Regions from separate parts of the Mus musculus genome. Here region 2 is linked to region 1. Evidence: chromatin loops called from intact Hi-C (ENCODE). Cell type or tissue: heart. All regions are shown on one strand. Each heading gives the region's core, and the rest is flanking DNA. Links, peaks and the distances in the headings are about the cores only.

Region 1 (15,631 bases), core at 4,986-12,985:
TTGAGACAGGGTCTCATTATGGAGCCCTGGCTGCTCTAGAACTTGCTGATATTGAACCAGGCTGGTATTGAACTCACGGAGATCGGCCTGAGTGCTGGAATTAAAAGTACGCACCACCATGCCTGGTATTTTATTTTATTTTAGAATTTCATACATGAACATGAGTGCTATATTTACATCACTCCTCTCTCCCTCCCTCTTCTCCCCCCTCCAACTCCTTCTGTGTTCCCCCTCTCAACTTCATAGCCTCTTTTCAAATTAATATTTTTTTTTTATTATTATTAATATATGTAAGTACACTGTAGCTGTCTTCAGACATTCCAGAAGAGGGAGTCAGATCTTGTTGCGGATGGTTGTGAGCCACCATGTGGTTGCTGGGATTTGAACTCTGGACCTTCGGAAGAGCAGTCGGGTGCTCTTACCCACTGAGCCATCTCACCAGCCCATTAATATTGTTTTTACACACACACACACACACACACACACACACACACACACACACACACACACAGAGTACAACTTGCTGAGTCCACTTAGTGTTACCCATAGGCATATGTGTTTAGGGCTGACCATTTAGGGTTTGAGGGGCTCTCTTTCTTTAAGACTTATCATATTGCCATGCTTTGTGGCATATGCCTTTAACCCTAGCACTTGTGAAGTAGAGGGATCTGAGTGAGTTCAAGGCCAGCCTAGTCTATGCAGCAAGTTCCAGGACAGCCAGGGCTACATAGAAAGACCCTGTCTCCAAAAAAACAAATCATTTTACTTACTTTTTCACGTGTGTGTGTGAGTGTGTGTCTGTGTGAGTGTCTGTGTGTAAGTATCTGTGTGTGTGAGTGTGTGTCTGTGTGTTTAAGAGTCTGTGTGTGTGTGTCTGTGTGAGTGTGTCAGTATCTCTGTGTGTCAGTATCTGTGTATGAGTGTGTGTCTGTGTGTGTAAAAGTCTGTGTCTTTGTAAGTGTGTGTGTGAGAGAATATGTGTGTGAGCATCTGTCTGTGTGAGTGTGTGTGTGTGTGTGGTTGTACGTGTGTGTTCAGGTAGCCGCAGATGCTGTGAGTTCACCATTGTGACAACCATGTCATGTCTAGAGGATGGCAGTTGACAACACTCCTTCCCATCCTTCTTCTCTTACACGCCCCCACCGACACCACCCCCAGAGAGAGTGCCTCTCCGTGTTGCCCTGGCTGTCGGGGAACTCCTTCTGTAGACCAGGATGGCCTCAAACTCAGAGATCCACCTACCTGCCTCTGCCTCCAGAGTGCTGGTATTACAGATGTGAGTTTGGCTTTGCTATATTGCACCCCCACCCCACTCCCCAGCTGAAGACCAGACCCAGGACCTTGCAAGGTAGCAAGGGCTCTACCACTAAGTCTGTTTCTTTTCCACAGTGTTCCTGGAGCCTGGGAGGAGGTAAGACAGATGTCTCACTTAGGGCGAAGTACGCCAGTGTTGCATTACTGCTTATAAGTCTCTGCATTAACTGTTACCTGACGCATAGAGAAGGCTCCTGACCAAGGCCAAGAGCAGCACTAGGCTAGGGTCATAAATACCTTGGTATTTAAAGTCATAAAGTTTGACTATATGACCATTTAATAAAACATAAATAGTAAGTTTTCCTTTAAGACCTAAAACTGTCTCAGCAATGGGAATATATATATATGTGTGTGTGTGTGTATGTATGTATAATAATATTTATACACACACATATAATTTGTTTTTGTTTTTTTGAGACATGTTTCTCTGTGTATCCCTAGCTGTCCTGGACCTAGCTCTGTAGACCAGGTAGCCTTCAAACTCACAGAGATCTGCCTGACTCTGCTGGAATTAGAGGTCTATGCCATCATACCCAGCTTAGTCATGGGCTTTTAAAAATAAGATTTATTTTATATTATATGCATATGTGTTTTGCCTACAAGTATGTTTGTGTGCCATGCGTGTTCCTGTTGCTCAAATTGGTCAGAAAAGGCATTGTCTCCCCTGGAACTGGAATTACAAATGGTTGTAAGGCACCTTATGGGTCCTAGAAATCCAACCCAGGTCCTCTGCAAGAGCCGCAAGCTCTCTTAACTGCTGAGCCAGCTCTCCAGCCCCACAGAGTTTTGAGCAAGTTACAGACTCAGAGTTATGGACCCAATTCCTATCAGAAAATGGTTAGTTACCCGAAAGCAATAGCCTCTATTGTGCCACATTTTTTCTGTTTTTTAATGAGTTCCTTTTTAAAAATATTTATTTATTATGTATACGTACACTGTAGTTATCTTCAGACACCCCAGAACAGGGCGTCAGATCTCATTACAGATGGTTGTGAGCCACCATGTGGTGGCTGGGATTTGAACTCATGACCTCTAGAAGAGCAGTCAGAGTTTTTTAAAAATATATTTATTATCCTTTTCTGTGCACTGTTTCCATACCTGATGCCTGGAAAGGTCAGAGGAGGTGGTCAGGTCCCTGGAACTGGAGATATAGACAGTAAGGTAACTATTTTTGAAACTTTGTCTCAAAAAAAAATTAAGTAAGGGGGCCCGAGAGATGGCTCAGCGGTTAAGAGCACTGGCTGCTCCTCCAGAGGACCCGGGTTCAGTTCCCAGCACCCACATGGCTGCTCACAACTGTCTGTGGCAACCAGTGCCAGGAGATCTGACACCCCCACACCAATGCACATAAAGAAAGTTAAATTTAAAAATTAAATAAAAGTCATTCTTAATATGGGAGAGAATTTGCTGATGGACCAAGCATAGATTATGAGGGTGAAGAGCCAGGGATACTCCTGAGATTTTTATTCTCCTTTTGCTTTTTTTTGAGATAGGGTTTCTCTGCCTGGAACTCACTCTGTAGACCAGGCTGTCCTCAAACTCACAGAGACGAGCCTGCTCTGCCTCCAATGTGCTGGGAGTAATGGCATGAAATCCCATCACTCAGCTTCTTTTTTAAGACAAGATCTTGCTTAGAAGCTCTAGCTGGCCCTGGAACTCCCTATGTAGACCAGGACAGCCTTGAACTTCCAGTGGTTTGTCTGCTTCCGCTTCACAAGGGCTGGACCCAAACATATACCCTCCTCCCGCCCCATGTATATATGTGTGTTTGCATATGTATGTGCAGGGCTCTGTGTGCGTGTATCTGTGTGTTGCTATTACAAAGGAGTTTGGTTCTTAGCACCCATATTAGGTGGCTCACAAGTGTCTGTAACTACAACCTCAGGGGATCCATCACCCTTAGGTGATACACATAATGCATACTTAACACATAATTAAAAATAAATCTAAAAATGAATGAAACCAAATTATGGGAAAGAAAACAGATATTGAGGGAGGGCATAAAGAAAACAAGTGCACAAAACCAGAGTTGGGTCAGAGTGCCAGAGCTTGTCACCCAAGATGCCTCAGAGCAGAAAGAATCAATGGCGGAAGTCTGAAATGCTGGTAAAAGTTGTCTCCTGGAACTTGGATCACCACCTCCCTTCCTTGTAATGAGTGAAGCAGTTCCTGGAAATGTTCAGGTCGGAGTTCGGATACCCAGAATCTAGAAAGTTGGGTGTGCATGGAGGGCCATCTGTAGCCCAAGCAGACAGGAAGAGGCGACAAGGAGTCCCTCCATAAATCAAAAGCCAGATTCGCCAAACCAGAGACGGTAATGTCTGTGGAAGAAGGTCTCACTTCAGCCAATTTCCTCCAAAGATAATGACCGATATGCTAACGATCCATTTTCCTAGTCAAGTTCACACTGCACCTCTTGGAGAACGCCCTCTGGACTTGGGCGTTTCGTGGTCCTCCCAGGAGTCTGGTGTTTACCACGTCAGATGTTCTCCCTCCCTGGGATCTGAGTAATGACCTGTTTTCATATTTCTGGTAAGCTCTTATCATTGTGATAGTCCACATACTGATCACGCAAGGCACCTACATATTTGTTTGTTTTTAATTCTTCCACTGAGACAGCAGAAGAGATGGTTTATTGCATCGATTACACTTGGGCACAAATGAGAACTGAATGCAGCGGGTCCAGGGCAGAGGACCAACAGGTTCTTTTTCACTTGCAAGCAAGGTGACACTTTCACAGGTTGGCATCGAAGATCTGGTACAAGTTCCAGATCCACTGAGACAACTTTTATTAGCATCTCAAACCCCCAGAATTCCTTGTTTCTGCCCTGGAGCATCTTGAGTAACAAGCCAGTTTACCTGGGCTTCTGCCTCATCTCTCTTGCTTTGTGCATTAGCCTGCACATTGGCTCTTTCTCCACTCTGTCTGTTCTCATGGAGCAGAAGTCTGAATGCCAGAGATGGTCCTAAGGCGAAGAGCATGTCTGACTCTTAAACATTTTCTTTCCTTTTACTCTTTTCAACACAGGATCCAGTTACAAAGTAATGAACACAGGTGTGGGAATTCAGATTTGGGGGCGGGGTAAATGGACACAAAGGAATGTTTGTTCTTGTATAATGACAAATAATTATAGCATTGCTTACTTTAAACATAGTTTCTTTAGTCAGTCATGGAGGCCCAGACCTCCAGTCCCACCACTGAAGAGGCAAAGGCAGGTGGATCTCTGTCAGTGCAAGGCAAGCCAGTCTACATAGCAAGCTCCTGGTTAGTCAGAGCTACATAGTGATCCTCCCTCCCCCTCCCCCCTCCTCTCCTTCCCCTCTCCCCTCTCCCTCCCCCTCCCCCTCTCCCTCTCCCTTTCCCTCTCCCTTCCTCTCCATCTTACTCTGAAATAGGATCTCACTATGTAGCTTTAGCTATCCTGGAACTCACTATGTAGCTCAGACTGGCCTCGAACCCACAGAGATCCAAGTGCCTCTGTCTCCTGAGTGCTGGAATTAAAGTCACACACCACTGTGCCCAGCTGAAACCTTATAACAAATAAGCAAATCCAATTTTCTCATGCGATGCTAGGGACTGAACATAGGGCCTTGTATACACTACCATCGAACCATGTCTCAGCCTGGTAAGTGATAATGTTTTAATATTTATTTATTTATTTAAAAATATTTATTTATTTGTTATATGTAAGTACACTGTAGCTGTCTTCAGACACTCCAGAAGAGGGCATCAGATCTCATTATGGATGGTTGTGAGCCACCAAGTGGTTGCTGGGATTTGAACTCAGGACCTTCAGAAGAACAGTCAGTGCTCTTAACCGCTGAGCCATCTCTCCAGCCCCCTAGTATTTATTTTTGTTTATTTGTTTCTATACTTACGAATTTGTGCGCATGTAGAGGTCTGAGAACAACTTTGTGGAGTCAGTTCTCTCCTGCCGCCAGTGTGAATCCTAGGGATTACATCTGGGTGATTTGGTTTAGCAGCAAGCGCCACCACTCACTTAGCCAGCTCAGTGGCCCAGTAATTTATTTAACTAACAAACAAACAAACAAACAAACACACAAACACCACGGACCTGGAAAGATGTCTGGGTGGCTAAGAACCTTGGCTGCTCTTGCAGAGGATCTGGTCCAGTTCCCAGCACCCACATGAAAGTTAACAACCTTTTACTCTTTTCCCTGATTCCTGGTTCTGGCCTCCAAGAATACCAGAATACATGGTACACATACATACACGTAATCAAAACACCAGAGACACATAAAGCGAAAACAAAAATTTTTAATGCTTTTTTTTTTAGATTTATGTATTTATTATATGTAAGTATATGTAAGTACACTGTAGCTGTCTTCAGACACACCAGAAGAGGGAGTCAGATCTCATTACAGATGGTTGTGAGCCACCATGTGGTTGCTGGGATTTGAACTCAGGACCTTTGGAAGAGCGGTCAGGTGCTCTTACCTGATGAGCCATCTCATCAGCATAGATATTTTAAAAAACAAAACTCCACAAGAGGCTGGAGAGATGGCTCATCGGTTAGGAGCACTTCCTGCTCTTACAAAGAACCCCCATTCAGTTTCCGGCACCCACATGGCGGCTCACAACTGTCTACAACTCCAGTGCCAGGGGATTTAATGCCCTCTTCTGGCCTCCATACAAGCAAAGCCTCATACACATTAGAAACAATAAAACCAAAACTCTGAAAAGACAACATCCATGAGTCCTAATGATGTAATGATGCAAGAAATGTCAAATATCCAGATTTTAAACCACTACAAAGAGACATTCTGTTAGAAAATGATCTTTTAGCTGGATGCTCGTGGCGCACGCCTTTAATCCCAGCACTTGGGAGGCAGAGGCAGGTGGATTTCTGAGTTCGAGGCCAGCCTGGTTTACAAAGTGAGTTCCAGGACAAACAGGGCTGTACAGAAAAACCCTGTCTCGAAAAACAAAAACAAAAACAAATCTTTTAAATGTCTTTCATTCATATTGAAATAGCTGAAAGGCACCTCTAATTTGGATGACGAAATTAATAGGCTGTTTAACCGTGAGCTGAATGGGTGATGATTGTGAGTAACGTGGAACAGAATACAGGATGCAACTGTTTCCTTTCAGGGCTTTCGATCGTACAAAGCCTGTGAAGGAAGGCCCAGTTGATCATTGTTTATGGCTGTCTTACACAGGCTTCCAAAGGATACACTATTATTATTACTATTATTATTATTATTATTATAGCATTAAATTGAAAGTCTGGAATGGTTAAAAACAAAACACACTGAATTACAAACCAGTGAAGCCTAAGACAGGCAAATGTAATGTACTGTCCTGAGTTAGAAAAAGGACACTAGGTTAAAACAACAACAACAACAACAACTCAAGGAAATCCGTGCAAACTATGGACTTTAGTTAATAACTAACTAATAATGGCCTGCTAATAGTAATAGGTGAGCTGTACGAAGGTACGATGTCGGTAAAGGGAGCGGCTTGCTAATGCTCTCGAAGAGCATGAGGAACGTCTATACCATCTGCTCACAGTTCCTTAAGAATAAAGCTGCTCTAAAAATGGCTCCGTAGCAAAGGCGCTTTCTGTACAAACCAGGTGACCCGAATTTGACGCCTGGAATCTATGCAAAGGTGGAAGGAGAGAACAGAGACCCCAGTGTTGTTCTTTGAACTTTGAACACATGTGGGGACATCCCCCACACATGCATATATCATGTGCGCACACACAAGTAATAGATAAAAATAATCTTAAACTAAAAATCATGTTTTCAGAAAGCTGAAAGAGAGCTAACAGTGTGACTAAGTTGGTAGCATTTGCCTAGTGTTTGTGAGAACCTGGTTTTACTGCTCAGCACCACAGAAAGCAGCTGGTGGTCCTTACCTATGATCCTATTACCTGGGAGGGGGAGGTAGAAGGATCAGAAGTTCAGGTTATCCAAGGCTTCAAAGTGAATTTGAGGCCAGCTTGGGCTACACATGACCCAGTCTCTCCAAGAAAAGGAAGCAGGTAAGTTAGGTTTGTTTTTTGTTTTTTCCTTTGTGTGCCTGCGACAGGCCTTCACTATAGATCCCTGGCTCACTGTGCAGACCAGGCTAGCCTGGAATGCTGCACAAGGCTTAGTTACCTCTGCCTCCTGAGCACTGGGATTAAAGGCGCTTACTACCTTATCCAGCAGCAAAGAAGATTTTATTTCACTTTATTTTCCTCTCTAAATCGTACTTTTGGTCCACAAAATGTTAATCAATACACACAAAGGATCTTTTATCTGATTTCAGATAGTTTTTTTTTTATTATTGATAATTTTTCTCACTGTGCTTGAAATTAGCATTTTCTTAATGTTTAACTTCAAAGAGTTTTTGCCATTTTGAAAATTTTAAAATATACTTAATGGTAAAATAATTTCTCTCCTACAAACACTGATAATTTTTTTTAAGTAAACTGGTTGTTAGACAATGTACACAGATATATAATGCATTTTAAATACTCTCTCACTATGTCAGGTGGTATCATATAAGGGCTTTTGAACACACATACACACACACACACACATATATATGTTTTTATTTTTATTAGATATTTTCTTTATTTACACTTCAAATATTATACCCTTTCCTAGTTTCCCGTCTGAAAACCCCCTATCCACTCCCCGCTCCCCCTGCTTCTCAACCCACCCACTCCTGCTTCCTGGCCCTGGCATTCCCCTATACTGGGGCATAGAACCGTCACAGGACCAAGGGCCTCTCCTCCCATTGATGTCCGACTAGGCCATTCTCTGCTATATATGCAGCTAGAGCCATGAGTCCCACCATGTGGTTTCTTTGATTGGTGATTTAGTCCCAGGAAGCTCTGGGGAGTACTGGCTAGTTCATATAATTGTTTCTCCTATGGGGCTGCAAACCCCTTCAGCTCCTTGGGTCCTTTCTCCAGCTCCTTCATTGGGGACCCTGTGCTTCGCATCCAATAGATGGCTGTGAGCATCCACTTCTGTATTTGTCAAGCACTGGGAGAGCCTTTCAGGAGACAGCGTTATCAGGCTCCTGCCAGCAAGCTCTTGTTGGCATCCGCAATCGTGTCTGGGTTTGGTGGTTGTTTATGGGATGGATCCCCAGGTGGGGCAGTCTCTGGATGGTCATTCCTTTAGTCTCTACTCCAAACTTTGTCCCTGTAACTCATTTTTTATTGTTTTGTTTTGTTGAAACAGGGTTTCTCTGTGTAGCCCTGGCTGTCCTGGAACTCACTTTGTAGACCAGGCTGGCCTCGAACTCATGAATATATTTCTTAATGATTAATTTTTAATATTTTATGCTCTTTTACTATGCTTAACTCCCAAAGAATATTTTGCATGTTTTGAAACAATTTAGTATTCAACATTAGATATAGGATCCTCAGTTATGGATAGTATTAAATATTCATTAATGATATTTTAGGGTATGAAAGGATATGAATATAAAAGTTGAAAAAAATTTATGGATTATTTGATTCTCAAAGTACTCAACATTATTAATATGTTTGATGTATAAAATGCATTTAAATAATAAAAAATTAAGAAAAAAAGTAAACAAAAAGTTTTGAAATAATCACAAAATAGAAAAAACTTTTTTGCTTAGTTATTTTATTCCAAACAAGGAGCCCTATTCCACAAATTACCTCTACATTGTTCCTCTTTTCATACACACGTTTTTTTTCTTACGTTTTGGAGACACTGTCTTACACAACCCAGGGTAGTTTTGAACTCCTTACACAAGAGAGGAGGATGTCCTTGAACTCCTGATTCTTCTGTGTCTCCATTTCCCAAGTGCTATATATTTGGCAATATATTATTAAACGTCTTTCAAGTCAACCATTTAAGCATATTTTATTCTTTTAAACTAACTTTAGTGGACACCTTCTTGCACAGACAGGCAAGTGCTTTAGCCCTTGGGCTCAATTGTGCCTAGCCACTGCCCTCCAGGTTTCAGAGCTGCTGCTGGCGTACAATGCATCTCCCACAGTTGCATACCGCCTCCCTCAGGTGGAAGAAGGTGATGAATAGAACCTGTCTCAGATGGGACCAGATGAAGGGCCCCTCCCTCGCAGGTTGATAAATGTCCCGAAGATCCTAGAGGCACACGGACCAAATGACTACATGCGATCAATTCTTGCTAACGTACTTGCTGCCCAACAGGGGGCGACTGAGCACCAAGTCTTCCTTACAGCGCTTGCGCCTCAGACTCCGCTCTGCGCATGCGCAGCGCGGCTCTACACTGACGGAAGTTAGAAGATGGCGGCGTCCGCAGTCTGCCGAGCGGCCTGCTCCGGGACGCAAGTGCTACTTCGCACCCGCCGCTCGGTGAGGTGGCAGTGAGACGTTGGGCTGCAGGGCCCAGGGCTTTCGTACACAGATGAGGAGCAGGCTGTCTCAGCAGTGGCGGGTCGGAGTGGGGAGGTCGCGGGGGTCAGGGCCGTGGGAAGGTCATGGCGGAGGGCGGGGATGGTTATCTGCTCTGGCTTGGGTTTGAGAGCCGAGGTCCCAGAGGCTTGGCGAGCAGTTCTTGCAATGGTCGCCTTCTCCCTTTAGCCGGCCCTGCTGAGGTTACCTGCCTTGCGGGGTACCGCAACCTTCGCCCAGGCCCTCCAGAGCGTGCCGGAGACCCAGGTCAGCATCTTGGACAACGGGCTGCGTGTGGCCTCGGAGCAGTCCTCGCATGCTACCTGCACGGTAAGTGTGCGCCAGTCCTCTAGGTGAGGCCCGCCGTGTTGTCCCAGGTTGGGATGTGACCTTGGGCTCCAGTCTTACATGTTTTGGGTGGAGACTGGCTTACTGCCGGGGCTTATCCCTGTACCTGACTTCAACCCTGCCTTAACCCGGCAGCCAACATTATGGTGCTTGCCAAAGACGGGGCCGAATTCTCTCCTCCAGCTTTTCGTTCTACCTCCCCGAGAGAAGAGATTATTCTCTTGCCACGAAAAAGAATGAGATTTCACAGACTTTAGGTTATTTACAGAAAGACATCCAGGTCTGTTAGACTCACCACCTAGGCTATGTAATTTGTAGACGTAGCCAGGAATACACTTCAAGAAATGCCTCTGAAGGACGGGGAAGATGGCCCAGTGGGTAAAGAGCTTGGTACTCAAACATGGGTATCTGAATTTGGAGTCCTCAGTGTTGTGATTTAGGTCTAACACCAATACTCTGAGGGGTGGAGACTAGTGTGTCTAAGCCGGTCTTACTTTTACCTACACGAGTGGCTTACATGTGTGTATGTGCACCATGTCTGTACATAATGCCCTTGGAGGTTGGAAAAGGATATTAGAACCCCCAGAGGGCTGGTGAGATGGCTCAGTGGGTAAGAGCACCCGACTGCTCTTCCGAAGGTCCGGAGTTCAAATCCCAGCAACCACATGGTGGCTCACAACCACCCGTAATGAGATCTGATGCCCTCTTCTGGTGCGTCTGAAGACAGCTACAGTGTACTTACATATAATAAATAAATAAATAAATAAACAAATCTAAAAAAAAAAAAACAGAACTGGAGTTACAGGTGGTTGTGAGCCACCGTGAGGGTGCTGGGAATTGAACCTGGGTCCTGTGGAAGAGCGGTTCCTAACCCTACACAGTCTCACCATCCCACGTACACATACGTAAAAATAAAAATTTTTTTTCTCCTTTTTTTTTTTTTTTTTTTTCTTTTTTAAGATAGGGTTTCTCTGTGTCGTCCTGGCTGTCCTGGAGCTCACTCTGTAGAGCAGGCAGGCCTCGAACTCGGAGATCCATCTGCCTCTGCTCCCCAAGTGCTGGGAAGAAAGGCATGAGCCTCCAATGCCTAGCTCAGAAGTAAGGATTCTTAAAACAAAAAACAAAAGATTTAGAGTAATCAGAAAAAGCACCCAGTTTCCTCTGCCCTCCGCAGATATTTGTGTGGTGGAGTGTGCACACGCATGTATGTGTGGCACTTGCACACACGAAAGAAATGCCTCTGAAAGACTGGGAAATGTAACTTGGGTGGAGCCTTTGCCTACTGAGTGGAAAGCCATGAGCTTTATAGCACTGAAGGAAGACAAAGAGTACCTTTGAAGATTACAGTGAATTGGATGCTCTTTGGTTAGGAGGGCTGGCCGCTCTTGCACAGGACCAGATTTCAGTTCCCAGCACCTTTATTGGGCAACTTCTAACCACCTGTAACTCCAGCTCCAGGAGATCTGACACTTTCTTCTGGCTTCTCTGGGTACCTGTGTACGCTGGTACACAGAAACACAAATACTTTATTTAAAATTGCAAATTGGCCAGGAGAATTGACTCTGGTTTATAGTACTTGTTCTCTTTCAGAGGACCTGGCTTCAATTCCCAGCACCCACGCAGTGGCTCACAGCCAGCTGTAACTCCAGTCCCAAGGGATCCTGTACCCTCTATGGATCTGACCTCCATAGGCACGCATATACATACACGTAGGCAAAACACTCATCCACATAAAATAATGAATGTAGAAGTTGGAAATCTTCAAAATGGAGTCAAGAATTGAAATCTTTACTAGGTGTGTGAGAAAACTCCCAAGAACCAATCCTCCCAACACACTTAGTAGGGCTAAATTGTTTTGTTTTATAGTTTTTTAATACAGAGTTTCTCTATGTAGCCCTGGCACTCTAGTGTTCTGGCACTCTCTGTAGATCAGGTTAGCCTCAAACTCACAGAGATCTGCCTGCTCCTGATTCCTGAATGTTATGAGTAAAGGTGTGTGCACCACTGCCTGCCTAGGGTTATATGTTTTTGTTATCTGATTCTTTCCTTTTTCTAGGAACAAATAATGACTTGTGATATAATTGTTATCAAACATAGGATATGGCGGGAGGTAATTTCCTTGATGTGTGGAACCTACATGAGTAGACTCAGAACCTACTAATGAAGCTTAGGAAGTCCTGCTCTATTCCACAGGTGCTGTGGTACCGTGATTATGCTTCCATTACAAAGAAAGGATGGTTAAAAGTCAAAGGATACTGTGGGTTGTAGACTAAGATGATAGACTTAAGGTGAAGGTTTGGGGCTAGAGAGATGGCTCAGTGGTTAGAGGCACTGGCTGTGCAATCAGAAGAGCTGGAGTCCACAGCCCAGCGCTTAGGGGACAAGGTGGGAGTCCTGCAAGTGTCCAGCTTTGGAGAATGCGGTGTACCTTCTGGCCACCATGTTCACATACAGGTCACATACATTCACACACACAGTAGAGGGCACGCTTATCTGAGGTGACCTGACACAGTGAGGTATAAGCATCTGCTTGCAAAGCCTGTGAGAGGTTTAAGTTAGCTGTGACCACCATGTGGGGAAGTAGTGTGCGTCACAGCATGGCAGGGGAGTGGTCACGATTGAGTCTTGCATGCTTGTAATCCTATTGCTTGAGAGGTGGGGGCAGAAGGATCAGGAGTTCATGGCCATAATCACTACTGAATGATGATCTGGGCATCATATATGAGCTGTATTGCACCCTGTCTCTCTCTTAGTTCAAGGCCAGCCAGGGTGAGATCATGTCTCAAACATTGAAAGGAATGTTAACATTGCTCTTCTGGAGCATGGTGAGGATATGTGTGTGTAGAGCTAGCTCGTGAGTTAAAGGCTTGCATTGCCTTTGCAGAAGACTCGAGTTCTGTTCCCAGCACCCACTTCAAGTGGCTCCTGATTGACTGGAACTCCAGCTCCAAGGGCTCTCCACAGACACTTACTAGTGTGCACATACTCATGGCATATCCCCACTTAAGATACTTACATTGGGTGGAAGGAGGACACTTAGCATTTAATATGTTTTTTTGTTTGTTTGTTTTTAATTTTATTTATGTATATGAGTAGCTGTCTTCAGACATACCAGAAGAGGGCATCAGATCCCATTACAGATGGTTGTGAACCACCACGTGGTTGCTGGGAATTACACTCAGGATCTTTAGAAGAACAGTCTGTGCTCTTAACTGCTGAGCCATCTCTCTAGCCTTTTTTTTTTTTTTTTAAGATTTATTTATTGTTATAACTAGTTACACTGTAGCTGTTTTCAGATGCACCGGAAGAGGGGTCAGATCTCATTTCCCATGGTTGTGAGCCCACCATGTGTTTGTGTGGTTCCTGGAATTTGAACTCAGGACCTTCTGAAGAGCAGTCATTGCTTTTACCTGCTGAGCCATCTTACCAGCCCCACATTTAATATGTTAAATATATAAGCGACTGAAACTTCTTTTAGGTCTAAAAGTATACATCAGTGATAAAGTAATTGCTAAATATTCATGGGGCTTTGCATGTAATCACCACTGCTGAAATACGATGGAGTGGTACTGAAGCCAGGCACTGTGGTATGTGCCTGTAGTCACACATGTCTGAGAGGTTAAGAGATGAAGGTTGCTTTGACACAGAAGTTCAGGACCAGCTTAGCAACGTGGCGAGATCCATGTGGAGAAGTTACTGGATCATGGGGCCATCCTTATAGGGTCTTACTATGAAAGTCGCCTTCCTCTTTGTTCTGGAGACAAGGTCCCACTATGTAACTGGCTGGCCTGGAACCTGCCTCTGGGAGGATTAATAGTGTTTTTCCACCACACCCTGTTTCAGTACCTTCTTAAAATGATGAAATACAAAGTAGCTAAGCCAGTAGCTTCCTCTACAGATAAAAGAATAAAACCATCAGAACAAAGGCAAGGGGTAGGATATTGGGTTTTGTTTTGTTTTGTATTGTTTTGTATTTGAGACAGGGTCTTGCTGTGTTGGAAAGGCTAACCTTGAACTCATAATCCTGCTTCTGCCTTCTAGAGTGCTAGGGTTACAGGTGTGGGACACCACACCTAGCTAGCACAAGATTCTTAAAATGTAGAAAACAAACTGTTGTCTGCAAATGATGGCTTCATGCACAGAAGAAAATAGATTAACTAAAAATTATAGTTGTTGAACCAGGTAAATGGGTGCAGTTGAAAATAAGGCATGCTAGCAGGGTTGAAGAGATGGCTCAGTGGTGACCAGCACTGGCTGCTCTCCCAGAAGACCCGGGTTCAAGTCCCAGCACCCACATGGCAGCTCACAACAATCTGCAACTCCTGTCTCAGGGGGATCCGACACCTGCACACCGCTATACATGCAATCAAAACACCAGTGTACAAGCCAGGCGTGGTAGTGCACACCTTCAATCCCAGCACTTGGGAGGCAGAGGCAGGCATATTTCTGAGTTCGAGGCCAGCCTGGTCTACAGAGTGAGTTCCCAGACAGCCAGAGCTATACAGAGAAACCCTGTCTCAAAAAACCAAAACAAACAAGCAAACAAAAACAAAAACAAAACACTAATGTACATAAAAATAAATTAGTTTTAAAAGAAAATAAGGCAGGGGGATTTCTGTGAGTTCAAGGCCAGATGCTTCAAAGATTAGCACCAGAAATGCTCCTGGATGTTTCTGATAACCCGTGAGGGAATAGGGCAGGTAAAAGAGGTGTGGCAGTATGATTAGTCGTTTGGCTCCTTCCCCATATCTGTGACCCTCTTGTCCCTCTGATTGTAGGAGTCTTAATGGAGCAGCTCTCCCCCACATTACCATCAATGAGGGCTTACGTGAAACCTGTGTTGTTACTCAGGGTATGACCAGGAGCTAGACTGATGGCTGGTTCCTTTTGTGGGTGCTCTCTTGTCCAGGTGGGAGTGTGGATTGACGCTGGCAGTCGCTATGAGACTGAGAAGAACAATGGAGCAGGCTACTTTTTGGAACATCTGGCTTTCAAGGTAAGTCTCATAAAGTCCATGTTTCCCTCAGATTAGGGCTTCCTGTCTCAAAGGCCAACGATCTAAAAATTAGTCTCCTGATTGGGGACCTTTAGGGGCATGGTCTCAGGCTGCCCTTCTGGAAGGAGCCAAAAGTTCTTGTGAGTGAGTGCTTATCTGATGAGCCCTGTGTAAGGTCAGTTTATCACAGCAGGGAAATACAGAGGCTGGAACTTAGAACAGCAGTCACATCACATCCACAGTGAAGGACAGAGACACTGGCTGCAAGGATGCCTGCCTGCCTGCCTGCCTGCTGCTTTATGCCCATCTAGCTGTCTTCAGTCTTAGATCGTTTAGGGCCTGCTCTCTAGAGAATGGCGATTCCCATAGAGTACCCTAATTTAAGTAGTCCCTCCTTGAGATTCTCCACAGTGACTCTAGGTTGTGTCAAGTTGGTGGTTAAAACTAACCTTATCAGACTAGGTTTGTCATGTGCCTGAGCACGTGGAGGACTTAATGAACTCGCACATGTAAGCATATGCATTATAACAAACTTGCAGGCGTGGTAATGCTTTCTTGCTTGTAAAATGTCACTCTGTGTAGATTACCTACAACCCATAGTTA
Region 2 (14,528 bases), core at 1-8,000, 130 kb before region 1:
GTTTCCTGACAAATCAGCAGGGGTGCCTCAGACCTCTCCTCCCCCGAACTCCCTCCAAGGGAGACAGTACAACTAATGGGTGAGTGTCCTGCAGGCCTAGGCTTCTTGAGTCACTATGTGCCGATACTTCCTTCTGGCTATTGCCCTTAACCACTCAGAATTCATCTTACTGGAGAACCTGACTTCCCGCTATGAGGTACCTTGTGTCCTGGACCTCAAGATGGGCACACGCCAGCATGGCGATGATGCTTCGGAGGAAAAAGCAGCTAACCAGATCCGAAAATGTCAGCAGAGCACGTCTGCGGTCATCGGTGTTCGAGTGTGCGGCATGCAGGTGAGTGTGCTCAGATACTATGAAGGTGTCCACTATGACGTAGTATTCTGAAATGCTCTTGAAAGTTCACATTTGGAATACTTCCCCCTTGGAACTCCTCCCACTCAGCCTCCCCCACTTGCCCTTCATCTATTCAGTATGCTTTATTTAATACAGCAAACAGACTTAGTAGGGATACAGCTCAATAGAGAGTGCACCCAGAATGCATGAGGCTGTAGGTTCAGTACCCAGAATCCAAAACAAAACACTTGAGCTGCCTGAAGATTAGCTCAAGGGTGGAGCGTTTGCCTTGTATACATATGCCCTGGGTTTGATCTCCAGCTTTTTACATTATTTATTTATTTTGGTTTTTTGAGACAAGGTTTCTCTGTGTAGCCCTGGCTGTCCTGGAACTCACTTTGTAGACCAGGCTGGCCTCGAACTCCGAAATCGACCTGCCTCTGCCTCCCAAATGCTGGGATTAAAGGCATGCGCCACCATGCCCAGGCTCAGCTTAAAAAAAAAAATTACAAAGTAAAAAGAAGCAAACTCTAGGTTTGGCCTTCGCTGAATTTGTTGTTTTCTGGTTAAAAAAGAAAGCATGTATACCTACTTGAGCCCCTGAGGCCAGTCTGGATGGCTGAGTCTATAGTATGTGTTCATATACTAGGATACAAAGTTAAGCCACTTCTGTTGATCTAGTTGCAGAACTGGGGACTTGAGTACAGTGACTGAACCTAGGTGATGGGACCTACTCAACAGCCAGTCGCATCGCCTGTGTTCACCCAATGGGTAGGTTTTGAAATGGCCCTTTGACCCTGACTTGCTGGTCTTTCTCACAGGTGTACCAGGCGGGCACTGGGCAGCTCATGTTCATGAACAAGTACCATGGGCGGAAGCTTTCGGTGCAGGGCTTCAAGGAGGCGCTTTTCCAGTTCTTTCACAATGGGCGGTACCTGCGCCGTGAGCTCCTGGGCCCTGTGCTCAAGAAGCTAACTGAGCTCAAGGCCGTGTTGGAGCGACAGGAATCCTACCGCTTCTATTCAAGTTCCCTACTGGTCATCTATGATGGCAAGGAGTGGCCAGAAGTGACCCTGGACTCAGATGCTGAGGACTTGGAGGACCTCTCCGAAGAGTCGGCTGATGAGTCTGCCGGTGCCTATGCCTACAAGCCCATCGGTGCCAGCTCAGTGGACGTGCGCATGATTGACTTTGCACACACCACCTGCAGGCTGTATGGCGAGGACAGTGTGGTGCATGAGGGCCAGGATGCTGGCTATATCTTTGGGCTGCAGAGCCTGATAGACATTGTCACAGAGATAAGTGAGGAGAGTGGGGAGTGAGCTTTCTGGCTATTCCAGGACCTGAGAGACTCTTTGTGTCCCCCTACAGCTGTGCTGTCGGGAAGCAGGCCAGTATGGCTAGGTGTTGGCCTCTGCAGCCTGGAGCTGATAGACAGTGGCCCCTGTGACCCCCTCCCCCCCCCCCCCCCCCGCCTCCAGCCTGAGCCGGCCCCAGACGTGCTCAGAGCCTTTTATTTATTTTAACTGTTTCTTCAACATTCCACATTTGATGATGCAGATACCTCTTTCTTCCCTGAGTGTAAATGTTCTAATACAGATGTTTTGTTTATTGTATACAGTGCTGCTGTCGTTCTTTCTAAGCATGCAGACTCCTCCCAGCCTGCAGAAGCCTTGCCTTGTGGTCTCCTAGGCCTGGCACCCACTCATTACAAAGACTTGGCTTTGTCTAAAGTGTCCCAGTCTAGCACTACTTAGTCAGGTCACTGTGGTTTGTGCTGGCTTGGTCTCTACCACCCTTACACAAAAGTACAATTGGTATAGGCTTTCCCATGGCCCTGTGCAGCATAAGGAGAAGCTGGACAACAGGTGCTCCAACCCTTGTTTGGGTCCAGCTTTTTATTTCTCCTTGGTAACTGGCAGCAAGAAATTAATTGGCTGGCCATAGTAATTCAGATATCCTGGACCCCATGGTGGGGTTTCAAGTAGCCACAAGTCTCTGGTCTGTTGGTAGCCATGGACAGTCTTGGCTTCAACACCTGCTACCACTCCTACTCAGCAGTCCCATAATCACACCAGCTTCATCCTTTACAAAGACCAGTCAGCATAGCTCCAAAGAGCTACCACTACTTTGTGCCTGAAAGCTTCTGTAAGTGTGTGTGTGTGTGTGTGTGTGTGTGTGTGTGTGTGTGTGTGTGCACTGCCAAAAATTGGCAGAAACATTTGATAAAGCCAGGGTCTGGATATCAAGTTCTTGTCTTGGCTGAGCCTTCTGGCAGCTCCCCACATCCCACTGGGCCTACCTCCACCATGCCTAAAAATAGATTAGCGAAGTCTAGGTGTAGTCTGGCTCATCTAAGTACTCAGGCAGAGGGAGTTGGATTGCTGTTAGTTTCAGGCCAGTTGGTGCTGCTAGTGTGACCTTGTCTTTAGGGGGAAAAAGCCAGGTGTGGTGGCACCTGCCCTAAGTCCCAGCATTTGGGAGGCAAAGGCAGATGGATCATTGGATTTAAGGCCAGCCTGGTCTACATGGTTCCAGAACAGCCAAAACTACACAGTGAGACCTTGCCTTGGAACATTGTCTGATGGTGTGTATATCCTGTGCTCCTTAGATTAGTGGAGAGTATGCAAGGATCCTTTAGGCCTTCTTCACTACGACCGAGGGATGCCAAGGATTTCAAAGATGTGGATGGCTAGGCTGAATATTAAACTGAAGGTCAGGGATGCTTTTTCTTTCTTTGAGACGGATTCTTACTATGAAGCCCAGGCTGGTCTTGATCTTGGCTTTCTACAGCTCTGCCTCCTGGATGCTGGGATCATGCCACCATTCAGAACTCAAAACATGCTTTTTAAACCTCATGTGTTCAGTCCCTACCCTATCAGCCTTCTGCCCTAACCATTTTTTTTCCCCAGTGCCATTTGTGATGTTGGGGCAGGACAGGGTTGGTAACAGACAGCCTTTTAAAACAGGAGATGCATGTATACACGCAGTTTGATTCGTTATGAGTAAATATGACCTTAGGTCATAGACTTAAATCCTTTTGTAACAACAAAAATGGCAAAAGGATAGTCATTGACAAGTTGGGGCGTGGTCCAGAAGGGAGTGTTCAAATAGAACAGATGCAAGACTCAAGATAGGAAAGAAGCCAGTATATATGAAGGGAGTGTATATGTGGTGGGTAGCAAAGATGCATTCTGGACAGTACAACCTGGTTTTGTCCCTTGCCCTCCACACTTGTCCACCACCTCAGCGACAGAGTAGGGACTTTGTACTAAGGCACTGTGAGGCCTAGATGCGCTGGGGAGACCCCTCCCCAGAAAGAACTTCCAAATGTCTGATCAGGATTCCTCAAAGCAAAACACCATATCCCCGTCCCCAGGGACGCACTGGCTATAAGCATCCTTCATCAGGAGGTGGGAAGGAACGCAGCGCTTGCACCTGAGCTGGGAAAGGAGGAGGAAAGCCAGGGAGAGGGAGTTAGGACCCTAAGTCAGCTGACTGGAGTCTGAGGCCTGAAGGAACTGGAGACTCCCACCCCGCCCCGCCAAACCTCTCTCGGCCGCGAGGGGGCGCGGCGCTCCAATACTGGAGCCGACTCGCTCCTGGGGCGGGGTTCCGGCGGTCGCGCATGCGCACGCGCGGCGTGTCACGGGGCGGGGCGGGGCAAGCGCCGGGCGGCGCGGCACTCAGGGCCTGGCTTCCCGGCACCGCAACCTTCGTCGCGTACCCAGCCCCGGCGCTTCGCGGCCCGGCCCGGCCCGGCCTCATGTACCGCGCGCTGTATGCGTTCCGCTCCGCGGAGCCGAACGCCATGGCGTTCGCTGCAGGCGAGACCTTCCTGGTGCTGGAGCGCAGCAGCACGCACTGGTGGTTAGCAGCACGGGCGCGCAGTGGCGAGACCGGGTACGTGCCGCCTGCCTACCTGCATCGCCTGCAGGTGAGTGTGTCCCTCCGTCCCAGGCCTCTCGACCGAACCCCTTCACCAGCACGCAGAACCGATCCAGGAAGCTCAGTCAGATTCTTCGGGACTTCTACCAGACAAGGAGGTTGAGACTCTGACCTTAAGTCCCAAGAGCCGTAAGGACTGAGACCCCTCCGGAAGGGCCGTCAACACCCACCCGAGACTAGGCCTTTGACATTTAACCGCAGGCCCGTGAAAAGCTTAATTCTGGAACAGGGACTCTCTGTCATCGATAATCAGAGCCTCCATCTGCATTGAATTCTCGAGCTGGATCCAGAGACTTCCAGTCCATTCATTATCCAAGTCCCTTAGACCTCCAAACCCTATTCGTTCCCCTTTCCTGAATCCCTAGGATGCCCATCTCCCATCAATCTGTAGCCTCCACCTTTAACTGTAAAGATCACCGTGCCCACCACTGACTGTGCCACCTCATACACCACCTGTTTCCTCAACCACCCTCCAGGTTCTTAGTCCCCACCCCACCCACACACTTGGACCCCAGAGCCACAGGCATTCCTGTCCCTTATGCGAGTCCCAATTCCTGTAGTATCTCTGTATCCCGAACCCGCCCACCTATCAAGCTCTCCCCAAGGACAATTCCCCAACCCTTCAGGAACCAAGGCCCCTGGCCCCTGCTGATAGACAAGGTTCCCTGGCACAGCCCCCACTTCTCCCAAGCCTCCACTCCTGACTTCTCTGGTTTCCTTCCTCTGAAATCTGGGCGCTCCATCCTGGAATGGGAGCTGTCCACACTGTGAGGAAGTGAGCCTCCTTCATGGTTTCCCGTTCTGAAGATGGCCTGGTCCCCTTCCAGTGGAGCCTGCTCCAGTTCCTGTTTGCTCAAGAGTAGTCCTGCTGCAGTGTCTCCAGCTAGCCTATTCTGACTGCAGGAGGAAGGGGACCCAGGGCAGTCTGGGCTATTCCAGACTCATAGTCCCTAGCTATGGAAACATCCTGTCCCAGCCCAGTTAAGGACAGAAATACTGTGATAAATTTGGAAATGTCATCTGGTCTTGCTAAAGACGAGGGACCCTTGGTTCTAGGGTCCTCCTCACAGACTCTCAGTCTCCTCTAGAGGTGTTCAGGTGAGAAAAATCTAAACTGTGTCACACCCAGCTCAGCTTTTTGAGCACCCAGGTCTCTTTGGAGACTTTGAGGAAGCCCTGCCTCTTTGTCAGGCCCTGTGGAGCCTCTGCTCTAGCCAGGGTCAGTGGGGCTGGAGGGTTTGGGAAGGAAAGATCTTTCTCGGATCACTTCCTGTTTCTTTCGTCATACCCCTAGTCTCAGTTCCCCCGACTGCGAATTTCTGTCTCATTTTTACTCCACCTGGTGTTTGCCCTTCTTTTTCAAAACTTTCCCTTTCTGTCGCTGTTGCTGTCTCTCCCTGCCCCGCCCACACACCTTCTGCCATCTGAAGGACTTTGCTGACCCCTATATTTATTTGGCCCTATCCAGGGAAGCCTCTTAAACTCACTCCGGAACTAAACACGGTGACTTATGTGTACAGTCTGAGGCTTCGGGAAGAGTACCTTGAGCTCCAGGCCAGCCCTGGGCCACATAGCCACTTCCAAACCAGCTTGAGCTGCAGAGATTCTCATCTCAAAAGACCAGCCACCCAGCCAACTAAAACAAACGGGACTGTACCCTAATGTGTGCTTAGGTCTGTTCTGGGGTTCCTGTCCCGCAGCTGGCCAACCCCACCGCTGTAATCCACACCTCCCTCCATGCCAGACAGTGGGGTAGAACGGACTCCTGGGTTACTGAGGACGGCCACACAGGCAGGAATCAGGCCAGTCTCTCAAGTCCCTCCTTTGTCAGAAGCAGAGTGCCTTCCCAAAGGTGGTCTGAAAAAGTGGCGGGACAGCTTGGGAGGGTGGAAGGAAGGGAGGTCCTTTTGACCCGTTTTTACCTCCCAGCGCTTGGGAAGGTCCCTGTGGGTGGGAAGGTCCCTGTGGGGACAGGGCTGTTTTGGAGTGTGACCTTGGCTTTGTGAAGGAGCAGCATCCAGAGTGACTGATTAGGGATCCCAGACATGAGAGTCTTCCCTTTTGGCATCTCATGCTGGGCTCTGAGCCAAGCCCAGGGAGAGACTAGGTTTGGACTCCTGGTCCCAATCTGGGATTCCTATGGTTTCTCTCTATAGGTTTTTAGAATTGTCTTTGCCGAGAGCCTGTGTATGCAAGCCCCTAAATGTAAACTATAAAATACCATCACAGAGTCCCAGGTAACACGATTTGACCACTTCATTCTGTATTCCATTTTGGCTGTCTTCTAGTGTCCAGAATTCTAGGCTAGTTCCAGATTGGGCTGGGTCTGGGCTGACCAATCCCACTTGGCACCCAGGTCTAACTACCCACCTACCTTTAGGGCATGGAACAAGATGTCCTCCAAGCTATTGACCGTGCCATTGAGGCTGTGCACAACACAGCCATGCGAGATGGCGGCAAGTACAGCCTGGAACAGCGTGGAGTCCTTCAGTGAGTATCTGGGAAGTGGAGGTAATACCTTCCCTTGAGCGTGTTGGTGGGGCCAGAGACACTGGAGGCAGTACTAGGGTTAGTGCGAGGTTCCACAGAGTGGGATGAATGATGGGAAAGATGGACGATGAGGAGCCTGTACTGTGAGGTCCCAGAATCCCGCAGGGGGTTTAAAAAAAGATTTATTTTAAAGTGTATATATGAGAGAAAGTGTATATGTGTGTGAGAGTATGTGCATGCATGTGTGTGTGTGTATGTGTGTGCATGCATGTGTGTGCATGCATGTGTGTGCATGCATTTGTGTGTGCATGCATGTGTGTTGTATGCATGTGTGTGTGTACTTTGGGTGTAGAGAGGAGCCTTCCCATCATGGTCTGTTTGTCTCTCTATTAGGAAGCTTATCCATCACCGGAAAGAAACCTTGTCTCGAAGAGGCACCTCAGCTTCCAGTGCTACGGTTATGACCCCATCCACCAGTGACCACCATTTGGACGCTGCTGTATCTAGACAGCCCAATGGGGTGTGTCGAACTGGGTTTGAACGGCAGCATAGCCTGCCCAGTTCTGAGCATCTTGGGACAGATGGAGCCCTCTACCAGGTATGGAGTAAGGGTATCTTTTAGAAGGAGGTGTCTGGGACTAAGACTTCATCCAGAGGCCCAAGGGGTCTGCTCAGGTGCAGCTAGCAGCTGTCTTCCCCTAGATCTCAATTCTGTTCTCTCAGGTTCCACCACAGCCTCGACGAGCAGCTCCTACCACCCCACCCCCACCGGTGAAGCGCCGAGACCGTGAGGCCCTGGTGATCTCAGGGAGTGGTGAGAGGGCCAGGCTTGGGTAGTTGGGATGGGAGTACCCTGCGCTTGGAATGGTTGCTCTGCCCATGTTGGGCAAATGGGAGCTCTGAATGGGGTAAATATAGAGTTTGTTTGGGGCCTCCAGGCTTGGTGAGGAGATAGGGCCTAACAGAGGAACTAGGTCTTGTACTAGGGTCAGGTTCTCTAGGCCAAGAAGCTTGGTGCTCCCCAACAGGCTGCCCCAGCATAGCTTTTACTTCTTGTTCACAGGTGGCCGCACAGCCATACCCTCTGGAGGTAGTTCTGTGTCTAGTGGCTCATCAGCCAGCAGCACCTCCATGGACACACTCTATACTGGCTCCAGCCCCTCTGAGCTAGGTCCCAGCTGCTCACCCACACCCCCGCCGGTACCTCGCCGAGGGGCCCACACTACTGTGTCCCAGCCCCAGCCCTCTCCCTCCAAGGCACCATCCCCTGAGCCCCCTACGGAGGAGGTGGCAGCTGAGACAAACTCAACCCCTGATGACTTGGAAGCTCAGGATGCCCTGAGCCCAGAGACCACAGAGGAGAAGGCAGCCGCTGAGACAGTTGTGCCAAGGACCATTGGGGCAGAGCTGATGGAACTCGTGCGGAGAAACACCGGTCTAAGCCATGAGTTATGCCGTGTAGCCATCGGCGTCGTGGTGGGTCACATCCAGGCCACCGTGCCAGCCAGCTCACCTATCATGGAGCAGGTCCTCCTCTCGCTGGTAGAAGGCAAGGTGAGGGTGGGCAGCATGGCCAAGGAGCCTTCCCACCCTCAGGCAGCCTGCTAATCCCACCCCGCTCCTGCCCTCACGCCTTTGTCCAGGCTGTGTGACAGGTATTTGTCAAGCTCTGGCCCTTGGCTTTTACTGTGCTGGGTCCTAGAGTCATTTGAGTTGACCCATGAAGGAGAAAGGGAGGAAGAACGTTCTAGACAGAGACTCAGCTTATAAGGAACAAGAGACAGGACCAAGCATGGCTCACAGGAAGGAAGAAGGTGGATGGCATATCTGCATCAGAGGCAGTGTGGGAGCCGGTGAGCCTAAGGCAGGTGATAAGGGAGACCAGGATGAGATGGGACTAGGGGAAGCTTCCCATCACCTGGAGGGGTTTCCCACTGGTGCTCCTTCTGTGATTCCGGATGCAGGGAAAGAAGCGAGACAGCATGGGGTGAGAGATCAGTGCCTTGCCAGCCTTGACGGTGTAGAGAAAAGGGGGCTTGGTTAACTATGGACGCTTGCTTAGTTTTGATAGTGGTTTAGGTGCCAGCTTGGATGGTAGTGAGTGACGTGGGCATTTCAAGATGACTGTGGTCGTTTCTCAAGGTTAGGGTACTGGTGTTAGGTCTGGTGCTGCACGCCTTTAATACCAGCACTCAGGAGGCAGAGGCAGGTGGCTCTCTGGGTTTGAGGCCATCTTGGTTTACAATGCAAATTCTAGGACAGCCAGAGAAACTGTGTCTCTGAGAAAAAAAAAAAAAGTAGGTCACTCATTAGGAGAAGGAACGCGGTAGTGAGTCCTGACTACGATAGGGTTTGAGTGGGCCAAAGGTGGTACTTAGGCTCCACCTATGATATCTGGTTGGAGTGAGTAGAGGGCAGTAGGCCAGTGTTTTGTGTGCCTATGCTGAGCATAGCAGCTAGTGTCTAGTATGACAGGCCTGGTGTCACATTGTGTGGAATGGGATGAGGATGGATCCTGAGTCACATTCAAGGAGTGACAGAGTTCGTTCCTGCCTCTTGGGAGCTGCTCAGCAAGTTCCAGGGTGGGAGCTGGGATGTTGGGAATTCCCACAGCTGAGCCTTGAGCAGAGTCTTGTACCAGGAGGTGGAAACTGGAGTTGGCCTACACAGTGTAAATTTTGTGGGACCTCAGTTCAAAGAATGCTAAGCTTAGAGGGGCCAGGTCTTGGAGGCTTCCTGGAGCTGGTGGTGTGCAGAGGTCTTACTGAGTCATACCCTGCCTTCTCCCCACAGGACCTGAGCACAGCCCTACCCTCAGGGCAGGTCTGCCACGACCAGCAGAGACTGGAAGTGATTTTTGCAGACCTGGCTCGAAGAAAGGATGACGCCCAGCAGCGCAGCTGGGCGCTGTACGAGGACGAGGACGTCATCCGCTGCTATCTGGAAGAACTGCTGCACATCCTGGTATGGGGCAGGGACGGACCCTCGGGCCTGCCGGCGTGGGAGCAGTGAGCCTCCCCTGGACCATCACCCTTCAGCCATTAGGTCACTTCTGCTCATGCATGCTCACCTCACACTGGGTGACTCTCACTCTTTCTCTTCCCTCCAGACGGATGCAGATCCCGAAGTTTGCAAGAAAATGTGCAAAAGGAGTGATTTTGAGTCTGTCCTAGCCTTGGTGGCCTATTACCAAATGGTATGTATAAGACAAGGGAGGGGCACAGAGGCATGTGGGCAGACGTAAGGGCACTTAGCACACGGGTTCTTCTGCCAGGAACACCGAGCGTCTCTACGGCTGCTGCTCCTCAAGTGTTTCGGTGCCATGTGCAGCCTAGATGCAGCGATCATCTCCACTCTGGTGTCTTCCGTGCTGCCTGTGGAATTGGCACGGGACATGCAGACCGACACGCAGGGTGAGGTGGGGTGGCCCTCCTTACCACTCGGAGGCTGTTTTCACCGTCTGCCGGGGATCCCTGGCCTTGCTGACTCCTTCCTTACCCCCCACCCCCAGACCACCAGAAGCTCTGTTACTCTGCCCTCGTCCTGGCCATGGTCTTCTCCATGGGAGAGGCGGTACCCTACGCACACTATGGTAAGAATCAAACCCTAAGCAGTGGGCACAAGGCCCCAGAGGTAAGAACCATGCGTCTCTCCAGGGCCTGAAGACCTACTGACTAGAGATGGTGTTCTTAGGCTCACAGAAAGCCAGGGAGGCTGGATCGTATGGGGAGCAAAAGTTGGATTTGTAGATTTCCTTATGCTACTCTTTTAGAACACCTGGGTACACCCTTTGCCCAGTTCCTACTAAGCATCGTTGAGGATGGCCTTCCAATGGACACCACGGAGCAGCTGCCAGACCTCTGCATGAACCTGCTTCTGGCTCTCAACCTGCACCTGACAGGTGGGGTGGGGCCATCTGGAAGGCAGCTGAGCAGTGGGCTTTTCGGGCTTCGCGGGCTTCTGTGCCTACACTCTTACCTGTCTCCATCCACGTCTCTCCGCAGCTCCTGAGCAGAATGTCATCATGGCTGCCTTGAGCAGACACACCAATGTGAAGATCTTCTCTGAGAAGCTGCTTCTGCTTCTGAACAGAGGGGGTGAGAGCCTAGAAGTCTGCATGGGTGCCGCTTGCGTACACACTTGACTCTGTCACGTGCCCTCCTCTGACTCCTGTGAACCCCTGTCTTCTAGACGACCCTGTGCGTATCTTCAGACATGAGCCCCAGCCACCACACTCTGTCCTCAAGTTCCTGCAGGATGTGTTCAGCAGCTCTGCCACAGCCGCCATCTTCTACCACACAGACATGATGGCGCTTATTGACATCACTGTGCGCCAGATCGCAGACCTGTCACCTGGAGACAAGGTGCCTGGGGGCCGCACAGCAGCTTAACCAAAAGGGGTGACTATGACATTGAGTGCAGATGAGGGGGCAGGGCTGCCGCTGCCAGGGCCAAGTGAGTGTGGAAGACTACTCGGAAACCAGGACATGGCAGCCAGCCGTGTATGTGGCAGACTGGAGCAGGATGTCTGAGGCGAGCTGGAATCGCTTTTCAGAAGAGGAAGAGACACTGCCTTCCTGTGAGAGCAGAGTGGAAGCCAGGAAGCCCGGGGCAGGAGTGGGTGGTGAAGTAGGCCAGGCTTGGGTGTGTTGCAAGTGGGCCCGGAAGAGCCTGCTTTGGGATTGGTTTTGAGCAGGTAGGTGGATAGAAGATGGTTAATGGAAGAGGCCCAAAGAACTTCTTAGGGAAAGATAACAGTTGTGCTTTGAAGGAGTCAAGATTAAGGACAAGCCAGGCAGTGGTGGCGCACGCCTTTAGTCCCAGCGCTCAGGAGGCAGAGGCAGCCGGATCTCTGTGAGTTTGAAGCCAGCCTGGAAGCCAGCCTGGTCTGCAGATCAAGTTTCAGGGCAGCCAGGGCTACACAGAGAAACTGTCTGGAAAAACCAAATTTAAAAAAAAAAAAAAAAAAAAAAAGATTGAGGACCAGTGCTGGGGCTAGACAGTGCTGGGGCTAGAGCTCTGTGGATAGAGTACTTTCCTTTCATACCTGAGGTCTGATTTCAGTCCCTAGCACTAAAAAAATACAGTACTCAGAAGACATTGAAGTGCCAAGGCACCGGAGGCAGCAAGTGAACTGAGACTAGAGACGTGGGGTTGTGTGTGGAGTCATGACAGAATCTGATGGTATAATCAGCAGAGGCATTAGCTGTGACTCCGCAGGCTCAGCTAAGGACAAATTCAGGGACAAACCCAAGTGAGCAAGAGCAAGCCACAGACCATGTGTGTGCAGGGAGGAGCCGCACTGCGCTGTTAGGAGCTCTCGGCGGGGCGGAGAATTAGTCTTTGAATTTGCCACATGGAAGCCGGTGGTGACTGGCAAGCAATGCCAGTGTGGTGGAGGGAATCAGGTCTGAATGGGAAGTTTGAGAAATTTTTAAGTTTCTCCACTGGGAGAGTGGAGATGGGAAAGGACTTGGAAGCAATAAATGAAGGTAACCAATTTTCTGTACAGAGAAACAGAAAAACGGGGACAGGGTATTGTAAGGTGGGAGGTGCTGTGACATGCCCTGGTCTGGGGCAAGGCTCCAGTAAGCATAGAGAAAAGAGCCATGTGCTGCAGAGATTGGGAGGTGCACAGGTGAGACAGAGGTGGCCAGTGGTGGACTCTATTGCTTGTTCTAATGAGGACAGGAAGGGCAGGCGCTTCAAGCAGAAGAGAAGGCACAAGACCAGCTGCTCAGGCCGCTTAGGGTCAAGGGCAGAAGATAGGCAGTGGTACTATAAGGACAGAAAGCAGAGGTCAGCAGGGGGTTGGAAACAGGTGAATCGAAGAGGACACGTATGTTCCAGGCCTCAATTGATCAACTGATTGAACAGTGGTTCCTTCCTAACGAGCATGGGACGCACTGTACCTTAGACATGACGGGGAGCTGATGGGTTTGGTGTCAGATGTGTGGATTTGAGGTGACTGAGATAAGTAGAAGATGACAGGCAGGCGATTAGACATTCTTGCTGGGCGCTTTCAGGAAAGATCTGCATAAGATGTACGAGGGCAGATTGTTGTTTCAGGCCATGGGTGTAATTAAGATCTTCTGGGGCAAGAGACGTGGAGAAGCCAGGACTCTGATTGACACACATGGTACCTAGGCGACCTGGCACTAAAGGACTGGCAAGACCAGGGCAGCCACATTCTCTGGATGCGTGGCTGGAATGATTCATTCATTCTCTTCTCCACAGCTTTGAGAGCCATTTAGTGTTGAGTAAAATAGAGCAGTGTGAGCTGCTTTGTTGTCCCATAGTCTACTGGCCAGTAGTGGTCAGTCCCCCTCTGGGGGCAGTTGCAGTACCATTCCAGGAGTTGCTGAACCAGGCTGCTCTTCCTACAGCTACGCATGGAGTACCTCTCCCTGATGCATGCTGTGGTCCGCTCCACGCCCTACCTGCAGCACCGACATCGGCTGTCAGACCTGCAGGCTACACTGCGGCGCATCCTGACTGAGGAAGAGGCCTCACCCCAGTGCCAGATGGACCGTATGATTGTCCAAGAGATGTACAAGGAATTCCCGGACCTGGGAGAGGTTCCCAGCTAGCACTTCTCTTTACTCCCTTCTCTGCAGCCCTGGGAGGGTGCAGAGAACTCAGGGGCTTGGCTCTAAGGATGTTCTGCACCGACACTGCGAGGTGATAAAAGATTAGAAGGGACCTGAGCCGGGCCCCTTACCTAAAGGAGAGTCAGGGTAAGGGGCCAGATGTAGGATTGGGGACCACAGTCTGGGAACTGTATTGGGGCAGAGGAAATGCGCAAGGCTGAATACCCTCTGTTTGCTGGTAGGCTGCCTCTTCAGCATGCCACCCCCATCCCCCACTCCCATGTGCATACCCAGAGTCCTGCTGCTGCTCCAGGCTGGGCTGCTGCCATCCCTACCTGCTGTCTGGTCTGAGTCTTGACCCTCAGCAAGCCATGTCCTTAGGGTGAGGGAGGCACCTTCTGCCAGCTCTGTTCTTTGCCTTAGCTTTGCAGTGAGTGTTGCTCATGTGCAGCCCTTCCCCCATAGGGACTGCTGTCCCCTGACCCCCTGCTTTCAGCCCCAGAGGCCTTGGCCAGACTGTTGCCTTGAAAGTGGGATCCTAGAGACAGGCCATCCGTCCTGCAGCCCCATGGAACAGGATGATGGTGCTGAGAAAGCCAATGATAGAATCTATTTTCTCTGGAAAAAAAAAAAAGAATAGGCCAAAAGCCATGTGTATTTTCCTATGTACTACAGCTCACCTTCAGAAATAAATTACAGGCACCAGGAGCTGGGCTTCCCTGTATGATGATGCGGGGAGACGACGGGGAGGGTGGCGGGGGCTCAGGACCTCACAGCTCCAGCTTAAACTGCTATCTGCAGCCCAAAGAGGTGATGGTCCTTGACCAGACTGGCCTCCCTGCTGTGCTTCCTCTAGGGCCCAGCGGCAGGCAGCCACGCACCCTGGGACACACCTGTAGGTATCTTTCCCTTTTGGGTTCCATTCTTATCTTCTTGGCCACTGTGGTGCACACCTTTAATGCCAGCACCTGGGAGGCAGAGACAGACAGATACTCATACTCAGCCTAGTTTACATAATTCCAGCCATCCAGGGCTGTACAGTGAGAGCCTGTCTCACTAAAAATACAAGTAAAATAAAGTTGTGGAGTCCCGCAGTTCCAGCTAGTGTCCGGTGCTCCCTTTCTCTCCCCCCCTCCTCCCTCTTACACGATGTGGCCTGAGCCTGA

What was found. A loop is a pair of places that touch in the nucleus more often than their neighbours do. Peaks named below come from ENCODE experiments on the same cell type or tissue, not always from the same donor. Only the 100,000 strongest peaks of a DNase experiment are listed, where the experiment ranks them.
Region 2: a loop joins it to region 1, with 6 times the contacts of the local background. A loop is called at or near these places in 2 of 42 quality-filtered maps.

Annotation. Positions count from the first base shown.
Region 1 is chr9:108,927,143-108,942,773 of GRCm38, forward strand. Uqcrc1 (ubiquinol-cytochrome c reductase core protein 1) reads left to right here and starts at 9,506. Exons shown (of 13, transcript NM_025407.2): 1 at 9,506-9,645; 2 at 9,874-10,014; 3 at 14,942-15,028. The coding sequence starts at 9,577. In heart, for the core only: a CTCF peak has its summit at 9,461 (motif pointing right); DNase peaks (open chromatin) are centred at 9,589 and 9,999; H3K4me3 peaks cover 1,549 bases; H3K27ac peaks cover 1,123 bases.
Region 2 is chr9:108,804,384-108,818,911 of GRCm38, forward strand. Ip6k2 (inositol hexaphosphate kinase 2) reads left to right here. Exons shown (of 6, transcript NM_001379600.1): 5 at 159-334; 6 at 1,156-1,950. The coding sequence ends at 1,656. Nckipsd (NCK interacting protein with SH3 domain) reads left to right here and starts at 3,997. Exons shown (of 13, transcript NM_030729.4): 1 at 3,997-4,271; 2 at 6,663-6,772; 3 at 7,166-7,370; 4 at 7,496-7,586; 5 at 7,836-8,326; 6 at 9,566-9,736; 7 at 9,882-9,968; 8 at 10,047-10,185; 9 at 10,284-10,364; 10 at 10,545-10,673; 11 at 10,777-10,869; 12 at 10,964-11,136; 13 at 13,159-13,983. The coding sequence starts at 4,101. The coding sequence ends at 13,362. In heart, for the core only: a CTCF peak has its summit at 3,893 (motif pointing right); DNase peaks (open chromatin) are centred at 2,618, 3,958, 5,088 and 5,548; H3K4me3 peaks cover 1,631 bases; H3K27ac peaks cover 1,066 bases.